Regions from separate parts of the Homo sapiens genome. Here region 1 is linked to region 2. Evidence: chromatin loops called from intact Hi-C (ENCODE). Cell type or tissue: heart right ventricle. All regions are shown on one strand. Links, peaks and the distances in the headings refer to the core of each region. The heading gives the core; the rest is flanking DNA. Region 1 overlaps ASIC2 (acid sensing ion channel subunit 2). Region 2 has its middle 39 kb from the start of ASIC2-AS1.

Region 1 (8,332 bases), core at 150-8,149, 470 kb before region 2:
CACAACCTTAGCCCTCCATAGCCTCAGAACAGATTTGTTTTCAGCTGACCCAGCACCAAGCTTCAGGGCTTAGCCCTGAATAAAAAAGGAAGGGGATGTCTGTTGAGCCCCTGCATGGGTGGCAACATGTCAGGGTCTGTGTGTGTGCAGCCTCAGTTAATCCTCACTGATAATTCTCCCTTGAGTGGCAGCTGCAGCAGATTGACAACTCCACGCCCAACACTCCACCAGGGAGGCCGCTGGAGGCCGGGCAGAGTCGTCAGAATGAGCCCCAGTCACCTTCTTCCTTTGGGACACTACTGCAGGGGCAGGGGGCCCACAGGGCAGAACCAACCCCGGAGCCCAGGCTCAAGAGCTGGATGAGTTTCTTCCCTGCACTCGTGATGCCGCATGATTAAGGCTCTGCTGCATCCCTCAGCGCCTGAGATGGCCTCGCAGGAAGCTCTGTGCACACCAAGCAGTTGCCATAAAATTCATCTTTTATTGTCCTCTTCCTGGATCTTTTCAGTGGGGGAATAGTGGATGCTTACAGGCATAAAACATGTGTGGCTTTTATGGGATTCTGCCAGGGTGAAATCTGGGATCCAAACTTTATGTTCTTGACCCCCTTCCCTCTCAGAGTTGAGGGTGAATTCCCTGTCCTCATCCCTAGAAATGCTGCAATCCTTGGCATACTGGGGCACATGTCTCACATGGGGCGGAGCTACTTTACAGATCCCTCCCCCCACTTTTTGTTTTTTTTTAGAGACAGGGTCTCTCTGTCACCCAGGCTGTAGTGCAGCAGCACCATCATAGCTCACTGTACCCTCTGTCTCCTAGGCTCAAGCAACCCTCCCACCTCAGCCTCTGAGGTAGCTAGGACTACAGGCACATGTCACCCATGCCTGTCTAATTTTGTTATTTTTTGTAGAGACAGGGTCTCACTATGTTGCTCAGGCTGGTCTCGAATTCCTGGGCTCAAGCAATTCTCCCACCTCAGCCTCCCAAAGTGCTGGGATTACAGGCATGAGCCACTATGCCTGGCCTTACTTTACAGCAAGTAAAGTACTTTCATTTCCACTAAATGATTTCAGTTGTATATGGCTGAGGCTTTCTTTTCCACTAAATGATTTCAGTTGTATATGATTGAGCCAGTGCTCTAGCCAGCATTGGTTTTAAAGTCTCTGGGGTACATCATGAAAACTTTGAATGGGAATTGGGCAGATGCTGCCCTTCCTAGATGTAATCTTGAATGCTTTGACAATTAGGAAGGACTGCGATGGAAAGATAAATATACCATCTACCTCAGGAGTTCAAAGTCATTTTTATTTGTGATGGACTGAATTGTCTGTCTCTCCTCCCCAAAATTCATATATTGAAGCCCTTACCCCCAGTGTGACAATTTTTGGAGACAGATCCTTTAAGGAGGTAATTAAGGTTAAGCAAGATGATAAGGTTGGAGTCCCTGGTGTCTGTTGAAGAGGAAGACATAGCAGAGCTCTTTCTCTCTCCACGTGAGCACTGAGGAAAGGCCATTTGAGGACACAGCAAGAAGGTGGCTGTTTGCAAGCCTGGAAGAGAGTCCTCACCAGAAACTAACTCTGGCACCCTGATCTCAGACTTTCAGCCTCCAGAAATAAGAGAAGGTAAGTGTCTGTTTTTTAAGGCACTCAACCTGTGGCATTTTGCTATGGCACCTCGAGCTGACTAAGAATCTCTCATCTCTCTCATGGACAGGCACACTTCAGTTTGTGAACCAGTAAAGCCCCATAGCTTCTTGATCACTGCTCACTAGGGCCTCTCGTCTCTGAGGATCATGCCTTAGGAAACTGGGGATGGCCAGCGAGCTCACACTTGAACGTATCTCTCAAGATCAACCTACAGCTAGGAAGAATTTTGATAGTAAAATCCAGGTAAGGGGCTTAATTTCTGGATGGGCCTTGTATGTCCTAATGCATGTTATGGTTATTACTCTCATTTTCCAGAAGAGGAAATTCAGTCAAGAGAGACCACGTCATCTGCTACAGATTACACAGGTGGTGCAGTTGAGTCCTTGAAATCTGCTCCAGGTCTGGAGCCCTGGGCCTTAAAAACCTGACTAGTTTCCCTAGCACTCCCTGGATGGGAGTTCTCCCTGGGTCCTGTGGGCCCATCCCAGGGCCTGGAGTTCCAGGTTGGGTTTGGATCTTTGTCCCTGGTACGGGGGTCTCCCTGTCTGCCTGGACTTTGGGGTGTGGCTGCAGAGAGTGGATTCCCTGTCAATTTCACCTGATAGAGAGGGTCTGGTCCTACGTATTATTTTCTTCCAGGTTTCCCTGACCTCCTTGCTGGTCCCCAAGAAGGACATGCACTCTTACCTTTTCATCAGGGGCTCAACCAAGTGACATCAGTGTCCACACAGGATGCCATGTGGGCTTCCAGAAGAGATCATTTGGGGATCACAGAGGCAGGAAGGGGCAGATGGTGTACCATGTTGTGAAAAGAGCGTGGACTTTGGTATTAGGCAGGTCTGGATTCTAATTCTCAGCTGTCCCTTTGTCTGTAGAAGGGAGACAGCAGTACGGCCCCACAGATTTGCTGTTCAGACTGAATGGAATGTCCTAGGAGAGTGTCGGCACAATGGAACACAGTGACTTCTTTGTCAATATTTGGGAGTAGCATGGTGTGGCTAAAAGACTTAGCTGTGTGCCAAAGGTAGACAGTTTGGGGCTGGCTGTCTCATTTATTGGCCCAGTTTCCCTGTCTATAAGCTGGGAATAACAGCTCATATCTCACTGTTTGAGAATTTCTATGTTTCATCATTTTAAGATGCATAATTTTCTATATCCTAACATGTCTATAACATCTTACCATTAATGGCCTCTTAGCATTGTGTTTAGTTTAATTAGTAGTGTTTTTCTTTCCTACTGTCACATGAAATAATATTGACCCTTACAGTTGGAGTTGTTACCTTAGATTTGATGAGATACACAGCAAATGGACTCATGATTGCAAACGGCTCAGTACAGTGCCTGGAACACAGCTGGTGCTCAGTCAATGGCAGCTGTTGTTATTATTGCCTGTAGACCATGGGTAAGTTTTACAAATGCTGTTGAGCCTCGGTTTCCTCATCTGTATAATGGGAATACTTAGCTTTACATTACAGGGTTACAGGGAGTTTTAAATGAGATTAACATATAGACTGAAGCATCTACCGCAGCATTTTGCATAAAACAGGCGCTCCAAAGTGTGCTCCTCTTCCCCAGGACTGCACCAAGAGAAATCCCCCATGCCCCTCACCATTTTGGAATTATGGCAAGGTGGGTGGGACAGGGAAGGGAGGAAGGGGAAAGAGACTCCTCATGCCTGTGCTCTTTTGTGCCACTGGACTATCTGTCTCCTGCTCACTGTTGCCTCCTAGTGGTCCCAAGGATCAGGGCAAGGCTTTTTGAACCAGATGGGAATGTTAGGAAAGAAAATGCTATCGGGTAAGCCTGCTCAGCCTGAGGAAGACCTCAACGGAAGACCTGAGCCCCACCTCAGGAACTTCAACTGAGACGATGTAACCTGCTGAGCCTTCTGCTGAGGTTTTCTTTATACCTGAACGTGGCCGCTGGGAAATTTTTTCAGATCTCAGATCTAAACTGAGAGGCCATTCCTCAGCTCCCACTCGCCTCTCAAAACACACCTCTATGCTGGAGACGTAGTAACAGAGGGCAAGTTTGGTTGACAAAACGTATTGGCGGCATCCCTTCTCTTGTATGCTCAAGAGACCATGGTCTGGATTGGGATCAGTCAGCCTCAGTATCAAATCCTGGCTCTGGATGACCATGGCCTGTGACATCCTCTCTATAGGCCTCAGTGTCTTTATTGCATGTATAGGGTCTGCCATATAGTCTGTGCTCAAAAATATTAGGTTGCCTATCCCACTTCCCTCTTCCCTAACTCAGGGGCATTGGAAAGAGCACTGGAAGAAATCGTAAGCAATATTGACTTTAACTACAAAATGCTCAGATGTCTTTCCTGCTGCTCTGATGAAGTGGTCTTTGAAGTGAAACATCCCCTGCAAGTCTGTAACATCATAGATGAGCAGATGCAAACTGTTAGACCATGAGGAAATCCCGGGTGCTCACTTTTCAAAGAGGAACAAATAACCTTCATTCAAGCCTGGCTACTTGAGATTGTTCCATGGACCATGGCCCTCCTGCTTGGTGGTGGGGAGACTGGCATGTGGAAACACCATGAGAAAGTGTGGGAGGGTAGGGGTGCAGGGAAGGTTGGACTGACACCCTCTGGTCCTGGTGCTTTGCATAGATTAGGTATGAGGTAGGTACTATTGTTATCCCTGCTATGCAGATGAAGAAATTAAGATGGAGACATGAAGAAACTTGCTCATGGTCTCATTGTTGGCTAGTCATGGAGTCAGAATTTAGATTTCAACAGTCTAATGTTGAAGCCCTGCACTACTATCCTATAGTCCCATACCAAGGTACCCCTCCTTGTCTAATACCAGATGGTGCCCATTGCCCCTGGATAGACCTTCTTTTCAGAGACCCATTGAGAGATTTCTGTATGTCTCAGGATGCTTTGCCAAGGGTCTCTTTCCCTTTCAGTGGAGGACAGGCATATCATCACCATTTTACAGATTGAAGACAGACTCGCAAAGGCAAAGTGATTTTCTAGAAATAATTTAGCAGGTCAGAGGTACAGTTTGAATGAGAACCCAAGTCTTTTGAATCCTGGTCCTACCGCACACTGAACCAGCTGTCTCCCAATCCTGTGCCCTGCCCAGCTCTCTTTCTGGGTTACTGTGTGAGGAAGAATATGATCCCATACACTGCAAGCTAGACCCCTGAATTGACTATCACAATATTCACAGCCCTGTGAATTCAAGTTTTGTCATTTCCTGGAAGCTTTACAAAATATTAATAAGCTGATTTACTCCCTGGCATCTTCTTGAGACTCCTGTAGGCAAGCACCTCATCTGGGGACTGAGTTGAGGTTGGAGTCAGATGTCCTAAGCTTGAAATTCATCCTTGCCACCTGCTAGCTTGGTGACCTCGGGCAAGTTAGTGAACTTCTTTGAGTATCAGTTACCTCTGTGTGAAATAGGAATACCATTCTTCATCTTGGAGGGGTTTTATGAGATATAAGAACAGAATCTAGCGCACTGCCTATATGACATATAGAAGGCAGTCAATATAGCAGAGATCCTCATTGGCAAAAGAGGACAGAAAAATTTTGTCTGCCTTAAGAAAATCCAGTCTGTGAAATTCACCCAACCTTGGGTCAGGGCAGACATTATTTCAATTATTCAAGGATCCATGATTTTCACAAAGGGTTTATCCAGGGCCCTTTAAGTGGCAGCTACATGTGCAAGCTGCCATGCCTGTTTACGAATCATTAGCTACTTGACGGTGATGGTAGCGGGAAGAGAAAAAGAGCAAAGCCCACATTATGGAAAGCCAGTGCTGGGAGCCACTGACTGCTAGAAACCAAATGGGACTGCAGAAAAAATAGGTCTGAAAGAGGAACCCATGGAAAAGATTTCATTTATAAATACGTATCTCACCCTTGTTCTCAGAAACCCATCCTTCAGTTGTTGAAAGCAAGATATGAACACACAGAGTCAGGCACCGCCAAATGCTTTCCCCTAAACTTTAAAAGCTCAGTGACAGGTGACTGGAATGAGCCTTCACAATGTAAGATGCCAATTACAAAATTGTTAATTCTTCTGGCTGTAATTTATCCTGCTATCCCTTTGGGTAGCTAAACAGCTTTGATCATGAGTTGCCCAATCAGCTTATAAGTCTTCTTGATGAATCACTGTCATTCTCCCCGTCCTTTCTCTGGGCTGCAGTAATTCTTGACAACTGCCTTAGAGCCTCTGTCTCCTGTCGATGCGAGAGGGAAGAGCCATCTATTAGGAGGAGCATGTGGAGAACAGGAAGCTCCTGGCATTGAGGAGCTTGGCAGGTGGAGGATAAAACTCTCTCTTCAGGATAGATAGGGCAGAGGACAGGATGATGGATACAGCCTCTACCCAGTGACCTCCAGGGTATGAGGTCCCTGCTTGTTGGGGTCTTTGGGTCGGGGGTGGCTAGGCAAATCGTGCCCACTGAGCTCTAGCGGGTATCCAGAACATCTTCAGTAAGAAAATGCCATGTGCTAACAGTGAGTTCACTGCACAGATAAACTAGGGCAGTTCTCCAGTATTGGAATTCTCACCTTCTTCCTAGGCTGACTGCTTTTCCCAGCTCTCCTTGAATCTAGGAGAGGCACGTGACTAGTTCTCACCATTGAGATGCGGTAAAATAGAAGTGATGTGGGATCCCCTGACTGAGTAGATGTGCTCTCTCTTTTACCAGTTGATAGCTAAAGAGAGATGAGCCTGAAAACCTACAGGAGGACAGAGACACCAGTTGAGAGAAGGCTGGGTCCCTGAATGGCAGCATGGAGAACCGCCCAAATGCCAACTGCATTGGATTGCAATGTGAGTGAGAAACACATTCTTATTGTATTAGTGTTAAACCACTCAGATTTAAGGGTTGATTGTCACAACAGTTAGCCTCCCCTGCCTAATACAGGCAATTTTTTATTAGTTTTATTAGTAAACAATACTTTATTTAACAGAACTCAAATTATCCAACTCAAGAAAATCCCAGGCGGCCGTCTGTTCTGAGTTAGCATGATGGCTTCTATTAACTACATAGCACATTGCAATTCACCTCTGATATCTGTTGTATGGGAATTTAGCTTATAACTTGAAGAGCACTAACTGCATGGATTCTTAATTTTTAGACCTGAAAAATTATTCTTTTTGGGAGTTGGAGGGAAGAACACAGTCTCTTTTAAAAAGGACCTTGGCCCCTTTTCCTTCTCCCTTAGCCTCCACTGGAGGTGTGAAAAGGACCTACAGATTCCATTTTCCCAAGTCAATGTAAGCATCCCTTCTTCTCTAAGTTGAGGCTAATCATTTCTCTCCAGGACTGTTGCAAGAGCTTCTTAACTGGCCTTTGTCTCGTGTATACCCTCCTCCAATCTGACCCCCACCTGATCTTACTAAAATGCAGACTCAATTATATCATCATCCTCTCTGGTAAAATCCAAAATCCTTTTCTTCAGAAGACCCTCTCTGATGGGCCTTCCTACCTCCAGTCTCATCTTCCTGCAAACCATCAGGCTCTTGTAGCCACTCTGCCTTTACTCTTTTTTTTCCTTTATAAGAGGAAGCTTTATTGTTAATTATTTACCTTAATAGTTTCACAAAAAGGGACATATTAATTCAGTTCAACATGACTGGCAGTTAGCAAAATCTAGTGAAGCAAGCGTTTCTGATTGCTAAGGATTTAATCTGGATGCTTTTAATACTTAGCCATCTAACACTTCAAACATAATCCAGAATAAATGCATCATCTCCTTCCCTTTCACCACAATGCCGCACCTACCTTTGCTCTCCTGTATCCCTGCCAGGATTGTTCTTTCTGCTTGTCAGCCTGCAACCATCTACCCAGCTTTCAAGGCTCAGTTTGTGCCCTTCTGCCAAGATGCCTTCTCCACCCATTCCCTCTGCTTTTGGATCTTGGTGTTCAGCCTGAGTTTTATCCCAGCACCTGCAACACCACATTGTATTTATTGCCTGACATGCCCATCTCCTGCCAGCCTTTAAGCTTTTTGGGGAGGTAGGTAGGTGACTGATTACTCTTTCCCAGGGCTGGCCCAAATCTGGGGCTCAAATGACTAGACTTCTGGACTCTGTCGCTGCCAAACCAGTTACCAAGGTAGCTTTCCCTCCCTGGGCCTCAGTTTCCCCATAGGTAAAATTGGGAGCTTGCTTAGCAAGTGATAGTCCTTGATGGCCTGCCTCTAAGGGCTTTTCCGGTTTCAGCATCCCAGGATTCTATGATTTTACCACTAACATTGTGCAGTCATGTGAGGGAAATCAATACTCAGAGTTTTTCCTGTGTGTGAGCCACAATTCTTCAGAAGACTGTCCTTGGGGGTGCATGTGGCTCTCAGCTTTGCCTGACACCAGAGAGAATTTATCATTAGAGAAAAGCTTATGGTGCAGGTTTAGCAAATGTGGCGTCTCGGGCGTTCCAGCACTTCATTTATCAAGTAAACACAGCTTCGTTATTTAGACTTCAGTCACTTGGCTCATAAACCATCACTCAGATATAAAAACTGGGGTAAGATGTCCTATTTATTGACCCTGATGAGAAATGGGTGTGATCAATTATGCCACGGCATGGGAAGAAAAGCCTTTTGCAGGCTTGCAACTTGTTACACGGTTGCTTTTATTTTAGGGCGTGATGTAGGGCGGGCAGGGGGAATTCTCAACACATTTCATGCCACGCCATTAGCAGGTTCAAGG
Region 2 (8,332 bases), core at 268-8,267:
ACAAAACAAAACAAAACAAGAACGCAGAGCGCAGTGTCCAGCTGGGTGGAGCCCAGAACTGCAGAGATGTGCTGAAAGATACTCCCGAGGCCACCACCACTCCCACATTGCCTTCCTTCTTCACACACAACCAGAACGTGCAGTTTGCATCACTCACATAGAAATTACCAAAGTTATTAATCACAGCGTATGAGTGTGTGTGTTTGTATGTGTGTGTGTGTGTGAGTGTGAGTGTGAATGTGTGTTTGTAAGTGTGTTTGTGAGTGTGAGTGTGTGTGTGTGTGTGTGTGTATGGAGGAGGGGTGGTGATGCTGTTGTTGCTCCTTCAGTTACAGTAATGGCACTCAACCTAACTACACATTAGATTCTCCTAGAAAGACTTGAAAATGCCGATATTCAGGCAGAAGTTTTGATTTCATTGGTCTGGAGTGGACCCTGGACATTGGGAATTTTATTAGTGCTATTAACACTTCCAGGTAAGTCTAGTGTGCAACTGGTGTTGGGTACAACGGAACAACTGGTGTTGGGAACTGATGTGAGCTCGCTGACATCAGGGATTTGGCTTTATCTATTTTGTCTCCTTGGAGGTGCCTGGCTTAGTACTCAGTGCCTGTAAATGGATCAGGAGTCCCTGTCTCTGGGACACTTTGCCTGACCACCCTCCTCCCTCCCATGCCTGGGCTAGGTGTTGTGCTCTTATTACACTGGGTTTGATTTCCTGTTTCCTGTCTGTCTTTTTCAATAGACAATGGACTGCCCTAGGGCAGGATCCAGATTTTCATCTCTGGCTCCTTTGTCAAAACCCTCACACATCAGAATGTATCGGTGCCGCATGGGTCTGAGGACATCTTATCCCTTCTTTTCAGGGTCCCTGGTAGTTAACGAAGCCTCTCTTTTCTTCTAGATGTTGTTTCTTTGCTTTGGGAAATGGTTCTCAAACCCTCATAACCTCTATCTTAGTTATACCTTTTGCTGCATATTATTATTATTATTTTGAGACAGAGTCTCGTTCTGTTGCCCAGGCTGGAGTGCAGTGGCGCGATCTCAGCTCACTGCAATCTCTGTCTCCCAGGTTCAAGTGATTCTCCTGCCTCAGCCTCCTGCGTAGCTGGGATTACAGGCATGCACCACCATGCCTGGCTAGTTTTTGTATGTTTAGTAGAGATGGAGTTTCACCATGTTGGCCAGGCTGGTCTCAAACTCCTGACCTCAAGTGATCGACCCACCTCGGCCTCCCAAAGTGCTGGGATTACAGGCGCGAGCCATGGCATCTGGCCTTTTGCTGCGTATTAAATTACCCTACACCTTAGCAATTTATAACAAATGGTTTCTGTGGGTCAGGAGTTGGGAGTAGCCTAGCGGAGTGATTCTAGCCGAGGTCTCTTGTGAGGTTGCAGTCAAGATGCCAGCTGGGGGCTGCAGTATTTGAAGACTTAACTGGGGTTGGAGAATCTACTCTGAGGGTCAATGCACACAAGTGAGAGAGCACTCAAGCCAGAGGCCACAGTCTTTTAAAATGCATAATACAGGAAGGGGAACATCACACACCGGGGCCTGTTGTGGGGTTGGGGGAGGGGGGAGGGATAGCATTAGGAGATATACCAAATGTTAAATGACGAGTTAATGGGTGCAGCACACCAACATGGCACATGTATACATATGTAACAAACCTGCACGTTGTGCACATGTACCCTAAAACTTAAAGCATAATAAAAAAATAAAATAAAATACATAATAATCACTTCCTTCATAGGTCGCCTAGACCAAGCCTGTTGCAATGTGGGTGGGAACTACACAAGGAGGAAGAACCATGTGTTGGAGTGTAACGACCGCAGGCTGCATGCTGGGAGCTGGCCTGGAAGTCCAGAGAGGGCACCCAGTCCTGATCCCAGCCTCTGATCATCATCCTCTTGAACACAAATATCTATTTGCCCCTCTGATGTGCAGGAACAGTGCAAGAGATGAGTGTCATCCTGGCCTCTTTTTGATTTTTTTGGAGAAGGGCTAATAGAAAATGTCCTCTTGGCTATCAGTCCTGAGCTCCTCAATAACGCCTGAACTCTGTAGAAATTTGGAAATTGAAACCTAAGAGTAAGCTCTAGAAACAGATACCTCCAGGATGTGAGCTTATTTTTGATAGCCATGGCGTTTGAAGCCAATGGAAGTGCGGGCGAAGGAGAGACTGAGAAATGCTGCCCACGTGGGCTCTGAAAAAGGCTAAGGTTGGTGGAGTCCCAGCCCCTGCATGATGTGGCAGGGGGCAAGGCCAAACTTGCCATCAGCTGGAGCTGACTTCCTGAGGGAGGCAGCAGGTGCAGTGGGCTGGGGCACCATGAGCACTAAGCTCCATCAGATCTGGGTGGGTTCCTTTCCTGCTTCCATTTGCCGTGTGGCCTCCACCAGCTGTTCTCTCCCTGGGGCCTCAGTTTACCCATCCATAAAATGAATTGGTTGGACTGATACACTACTTATGAGGCTTTTAAAAAACAATAGCACCTTCATTTTCCAAATTACACCTTACAACAAATAAAGTGAATACAATGTTACTGCCTCATTACAATATATGAGATAATATTATGAAAGCTAATATGCAAGAATAAATGCTTAGTGTGTTCCTAAAGCTGTTCTTAAATGCTTTGGACACATTAACTGATTTAATCCCACAGTGGCCCTGTGAGATAACTACTCTTTTTTTTTTTTGAGATGGAGTCTCGCTCTGTCACCCAGGCTGGAGTACAGTGGCGTGATCTCGGCTCACTGCAAGCTCCGCCTTCCGGGTTCACGCCATTCTCCTGCCTCAGCCTCCCGAGTAGCTGGGACTACAGGCGCCCGCCACTGCGTCCAGCTAATTTTTTGTATTTTCAGTAGAGACGGGGTTTCACCATGTTGGCCAGGATGGTCTCGATCTCCTGACCTCGTGATCCGCCCGCCTCGGCCTCCCAAAGTGCTGGGATTACAGGCGTGAGCCACCGCGCCGGGCCGATAACTACTCTTTTTAATCATCATCCCATTTTACAGAGGAGGCAGCCACAGCACAGAGAGGTGAAGTAGCTTACCCAAGGTCACACGGCTTGTAAGTGACTTGAACTCATGGAGGGAGGCCATAAGGCCTTGCTCTTGGCCCTTCCGTTATACAAATAGAAGCAGAGCGGCTCTGGTGGAAGTGAGGGAGGAATGCTGGAAGCCGCCCAGCTTGTTACCCTTCTCCTTTCCTCTCTTTCCACTGAGCACCCCCTTAAACACAGTTGGCCTCGGGCTTGTGGGGCAGCTTTTGAGCTCTGACATTTGACGAGCTATGACCCCCGTATTTCTCTACCTAGGCTTTGCAAACACATGCACCTGAACCATCTGGGATGCTTTATTCAAATCTGGATTTCTATGCCACTTTCCAGGTTCATGGGATCAGACTCTCTGGGTAGAGTCCAGGAGTCTCCATGTTAATCAGCGCACAAGTGGGTCTCGGCTCACTGTCATGGAAAAACTGCTGCATTTTGAGCAGGTAGGCAGCTTAATCACCACCACTGGGCTTGGAAAGGACTGGATTTAGCACTTTCCTTAGGGAGGAGGAGGAGGCCTCCTTAAGGAAGGTCTTTTTAAGGAGAGTGGGAATAATCTCTGTGCCCAGGCACTGCTAGACCGTCTGTCAAACTTGACCTCACTTCAGGCCACCCACGCAGGTTGCTGTAACCGAGAGTGAGCCAGGAACTTCAACTGACCAAGAGCAAAGCCTGGGTCGTGGTCACTGTGACATTCCAGGCCACAGTTAATCAGCACATCTGTGAATGCACCAGGTGATTTCAGAACATTTTTTATGCTTCAGAGAGAAAACAATTTTTATGACTGTTCAGTACAGCCCAGGAATCAGAGAAACAAATGCTGTTAAACATTCATGTGTTAATTATTGCCATTCCTTGCTATTCCTACCATCCAAGAGCTGATTATGAGCAGAGGGTATCTTTGCAACGAGAATTCTGGCTTATTGTGGCCCCTCCCCAGGGGCCTCTTTGGCTGTTAGATTTGGGGGAGGGTCATTAATAAATGCATTGTAGTCACAGGGTAATAATCCTGTTGTGATTAGAAGTATAGCTGTTCTACTTGAAGAAACACTGTCCAGGCAGAAAGGAATGAACAAGGATACGGGACAGAAAGACAGGGTCAGTGGGGAAGCATGAAAATCACTCGCGAATTCATTCTTGTGTCTGCACCTGCAGAACATACGCTCTTTGGCCAGTGTTTGTCACAGCTACACCATGCTCTAGCATTTACTCAGAGGAATACCTGGTCCAGTGGTTAACTGGGAGGTTGTATTAATTAGTATGCCTAACTATGTCCAACACACGAGGAGCTGGAAGGATAGTTTGGTGAATGGCCACCTGGGATTAATCACCCAGTCCAGTACAGTCGTATTAATTTGGTGCCCAGCAATGTTCAGCACACAAGGAGCCTCAGGAGGGACAGTTTGGAGAGAGACCACGAGAGGGCGGCAGTGAGCCCACAGTCTGGCTGATCCCCTTACCCACGGACAGGGCCCCTCTTGGGGCTATGAAGGGTGGAGGAGCAAGTGAGCGGCCCCAAAGCTTAAAACTTTATTTGCTTCACAGCAAATGTATCCCTGGGCCTCACCTGTGTTCCTGTCTTGGAGTTCTGAGATAGCAGGGAGTTCTGTTTCTGGGAATCTGCCTCTTCCCCAGGGGGAAATGACAAAGGGTATTTTGAAATTGACATTCAGGCCCTGGGGTTAAGCCTGTGGAACCAGCAGGCTAGGGGATGCTTGCCTCACCTGCCTGGGTGTGTGGGTGCTGGAATCATGTTGGACTACTTTGGAAAAGCAAAAACTTCGAAGAGAAGGTACTGATGTTGGCATTGCTGGCTTATGGCAGCCAGGAGTCTGAATAATAATAATTATTATTATTATTTCATAACAGGCAGGCAGGAATTCTACAGACAAGGTTCAATAACCTCAAGGCAGTCTCGTGGCGAACTGGCAGATTAGGTCTCGGGACTTGGGACTCAGGCTGGGCTGGGTCCACACAGCACTTTGCCTCTTGCGGGAGAAGTAGCAAATAAAGGCCTCTGGAGCTGGGTAAGCAGGGGCTCAACACTGTCGTCGGCCAAGGGGTATCTTTTGAAGGATGCAAATTAGCTGAAATTGAATGAATTATTTGGCTCTGCAGGGGGAGGTGGGAGGTAAAGAGGGCCCCTGGATAATGCGCCTGCCACTCGGGGCCAGCCTTGCTGACAGTTATTCACTCTGAGTGTGGCACACAGGGACACAAGAGGTACAGCAGCCATGGTGACTGTAGGGCAGGGATGGCCCAGTTCTGATGCGGCCAACGCCCCCGAAGTCCTGGAGACAGAAGTAGCCACATGACCAAGGAGTCAGTCTCTCCCAGTGGGTACACAGAGCAGGGTGCACAGCCCAGCTGGGGTCCCGTGAGAGCCTGCTGAGAGTCTGGCAGAGATGGGCAAGGAAGATGTTGGATCCGACTGGCAGAGCTGGAGGGACTGTTGAGAATCTTCTAGTCTACAGTGCGGGTGGATTTGAGTTCTGGGAGGGGAAGGAATTGCTCAAGTCACGTAACCTGATGGCACTGCTAGGACTGGAGCCCAGCATTCATGCCCCACGGTCATCATCTACCCTCAAAGGCCATACCTTGCAAAACCTCATCCCCGCTCCTCAGAACCCTGATGTGGGGCCTCTGAAGACACCTGACAAGAGGGGACCCAGGCTGTTCCTCTGGGTGTGCATGGCAGGCAGGCCCCTTCCCCCATCACCTGGCACCTAGGCGGGCAGGGAGGCCCTCTGGCAACTGCGGGCAGTGTGGTTCAGCCAGGGCTAGGGGGCCCTCTGCTGGGCAGCCGCTGCCTGGCCTATGGGATAGCTGAGCAAAGCCAGCTGGCTGGGTGGGTTCCGGGGCTGCATAGAGGAGCATCCTGTCAGGAAGGGTCAGGGATGGCAAAATTCTGACCCATGGCACTTCTTTGTCAGTCCCCCCACTCCTTCCTGTCACTGCTGTCCCTACCAGGCAGCCTTGTGCCCTCTGCTCAGTACCCCCTCGTGGGCTCCCCACCAGCCCCCCAAACCTCCAGTCCTATCTGCTCCCCATTCTAGCTCCTGCTAATATGATATTGAATCTTAAAGGGTCAATGAATTATTTCCCCCGTTCCTGAAGGCCTACATTTGCAGAGCATTCGGACTCCTCTGAGAAACCGAGTCTTCCCTGCAGGAGTGAGCTGAAGGCCCACCGGCTCCTGCTGTGGGCTGAGGCCCACCTGTGGGGGGCCCTGAGGTGTCTTTGTAGGGGCAGCGGCTTGGCAGTAGTTCTGACCATGGTTGGAATCCTGCCCCTTTCTAGTTCTTTGACTTTGAGCAACTCACTAAACTTCTCTGACCCTCTGTTTCCTCATCTGTGAAATAGGAACAGTAATTCCCGTCTCCCAGAATTGCCTTGGGTGCTAAGTGAGAGGACGCAGTAAAGAGTCCCTCACAGGACTCAGTGACTATCAGTTTCTTTCATTGAGATTTTCAGTTTTCTCATCTGTGGAATAAGAATTCTTGTCTGCCCTAGATTATAACTTTGAAAATCCAAGTGTTTTGAAAATCCAAGTGTTAGTTTTATTTGCGGTGCCATGAATTCCCACAAGAACAGACACACGAGAGCGCCACCTCCAGTGCAGACACAGACACTGAAGCCGTGTGGCATCGCAATATCCCTGAAAACTGCCTCCCGCTCTGCACCGTGCAGTCCTGGGGCTGCCCAGAACAAAGGCCAGGGCAACCCCTGGCTCCCCCTACCCCACCCACCGCAAGCCCAAGAGAGATCAGCACATGATCAAGCCAGGTTGCAGGAAGGAAAGTGATCTACACAGCAAGTGGGTGACAAGAAGTGTCAGGACACCCATCTTCTGAGCTGGGCCTCAATCTTCTTTTTGCAGATTCTTCTGTCTTAAGGAAAAGACCCTTCTCTTTTCTCTTCGTTCTGTGATGAAGGACCCTAGTTCTGAGGTCAAATTCCAGCAATGGACTCACTGTCTTTGTCATCTTGGTAAAGTACTCAGCCCCTCTGAAACTTTGTTTCTTGATTTCTAAAATGAGGATCACAAAGCCATCTTTATTTTTTATGTATTTACTTTTTGAGATGGAGTCTCACTCTGTTGCCCAGGCTGGAGTGCAGTGACACCATCTGGGCTCACTGCAACCTCCTACTCCCAGATTTAAGCAATTCTCGTGCCTCAGCCTCCCGAGTAGCTGGAATTACAGGCACCTACCACCACATCCAGCTAATTGTTTTGTATTTATAGTAGAGATGGAGTTTCACCATATTGCCCAGGCTAGTCTCGAACTCCTGGCCTCAAGTGATCCACCCACCGGGACTCCCAAAGTACTGGGATTGCAGGCGTGAACCACTGTGCCCGGCTAGGATCATAAAACCTCCTGCAGAGGGTTGCTTAGAGGTTTAAGTAGCATAATGCATTCCTGGCTCCTAGCACAGGGCTTGGCTTCTGGCAGGTTCCCCTTCCCATGTGAACACTGACTCAGAAAATGACACTTTCCCGTTGTTATAAATAATCTCGAAGACACCCAGTTCTGTGCTCTGTCTCTGTGCTTGGAAAGGCCCTCTGTGCTCACTCTACCAACTAGTCATCTACTCACGGCTGATGTAGCTCCAGGGAGGGGAAGCTCACCCTTCACTGGGCTGCAATCTCAGAACAGCTGGGACGGAGGGGAAGTTCCTGCTCTCATGATGTAAGTGCTGTCTCCATGCAGTTCTCATCCATAGCATAGCCTCAGGAAATTGATCTAATCTTGCTCTAAATCAACTCTTCGGATGACCCCTGGGCCTTCTTGTCTCTTTCAGTCATACACTCAGGGGTCAGCCTCAACCTTCTCCAGCTCCTCTCAGCTTTGAGCAGGTATCTTTCACTTTCAGGAGCAACTCAGCATGCCCCTGGGCCAATGCTGGTGTCCTAGTCTGGCTGGGCTCAGGAGTTTCTCTCACCATCCCCAGGCTCAGCCTCTGAGATTCTGCCCAGTTCTTGCTAATCCCTGCCTCCAAATTCTTTGCCCTCCAGTCAGAATGTGCTGATATACCGTTGTTGGGTTCCTTATATAGAGACACTGTGCATAGAATCCCCTTTTTAGCCTTCCCAGTACATCGTCAGGGTAAGTATTATTATTCCCATTTCACAGAGGAGGAAATGAAGCCTCTGAGAGATTGGCTGACTTGCCCAAGATTGCATAGCCAGCAAATTGTGAACCAGAAGTGGGAGCTTGGTCTCTTTGATTGGAGTTGAGAGAATGAGTTCTCCCCATACAGGTATGATGGAAATG

Evidence for each region. Hi-C counts contacts between places; a loop is a spot of excess contacts. Peaks named below come from ENCODE experiments on the same cell type or tissue, not always from the same donor. Only the 100,000 strongest peaks of a DNase experiment are listed, where the experiment ranks them.
Region 1: a loop joins it to region 2, with 2.9 times the contacts of the local background. A loop is called at or near these places in 2 of 110 quality-filtered maps.

The regions. Positions count from the first base shown.
Region 1 is chr17:33,046,615-33,054,946 of GRCh38, forward strand. All of the region lies in intron 3 of ASIC2 (acid sensing ion channel subunit 2), which reads right to left. Among named protein-coding and RNA genes, the nearest start is that of SPACA3, 59 kb to the left of the region's middle. In heart right ventricle, for the core only: a CTCF peak has its summit at 3,376 (motif pointing left); a DNase peak (open chromatin) is centred at 3,383; H3K27me3 peaks cover 750 bases.
Region 2 is chr17:33,516,139-33,524,470 of GRCh38, forward strand. It overlaps a transcript of ASIC2 not described here. Among named protein-coding and RNA genes, the nearest start is that of ASIC2-AS1, 39 kb to the right of the region's middle. In heart right ventricle, for the core only: CTCF peaks have their summits at 4,474 (motif pointing right), 4,682 and 5,857 (motif pointing left); DNase peaks (open chromatin) are centred at 4,473, 5,744 and 7,614.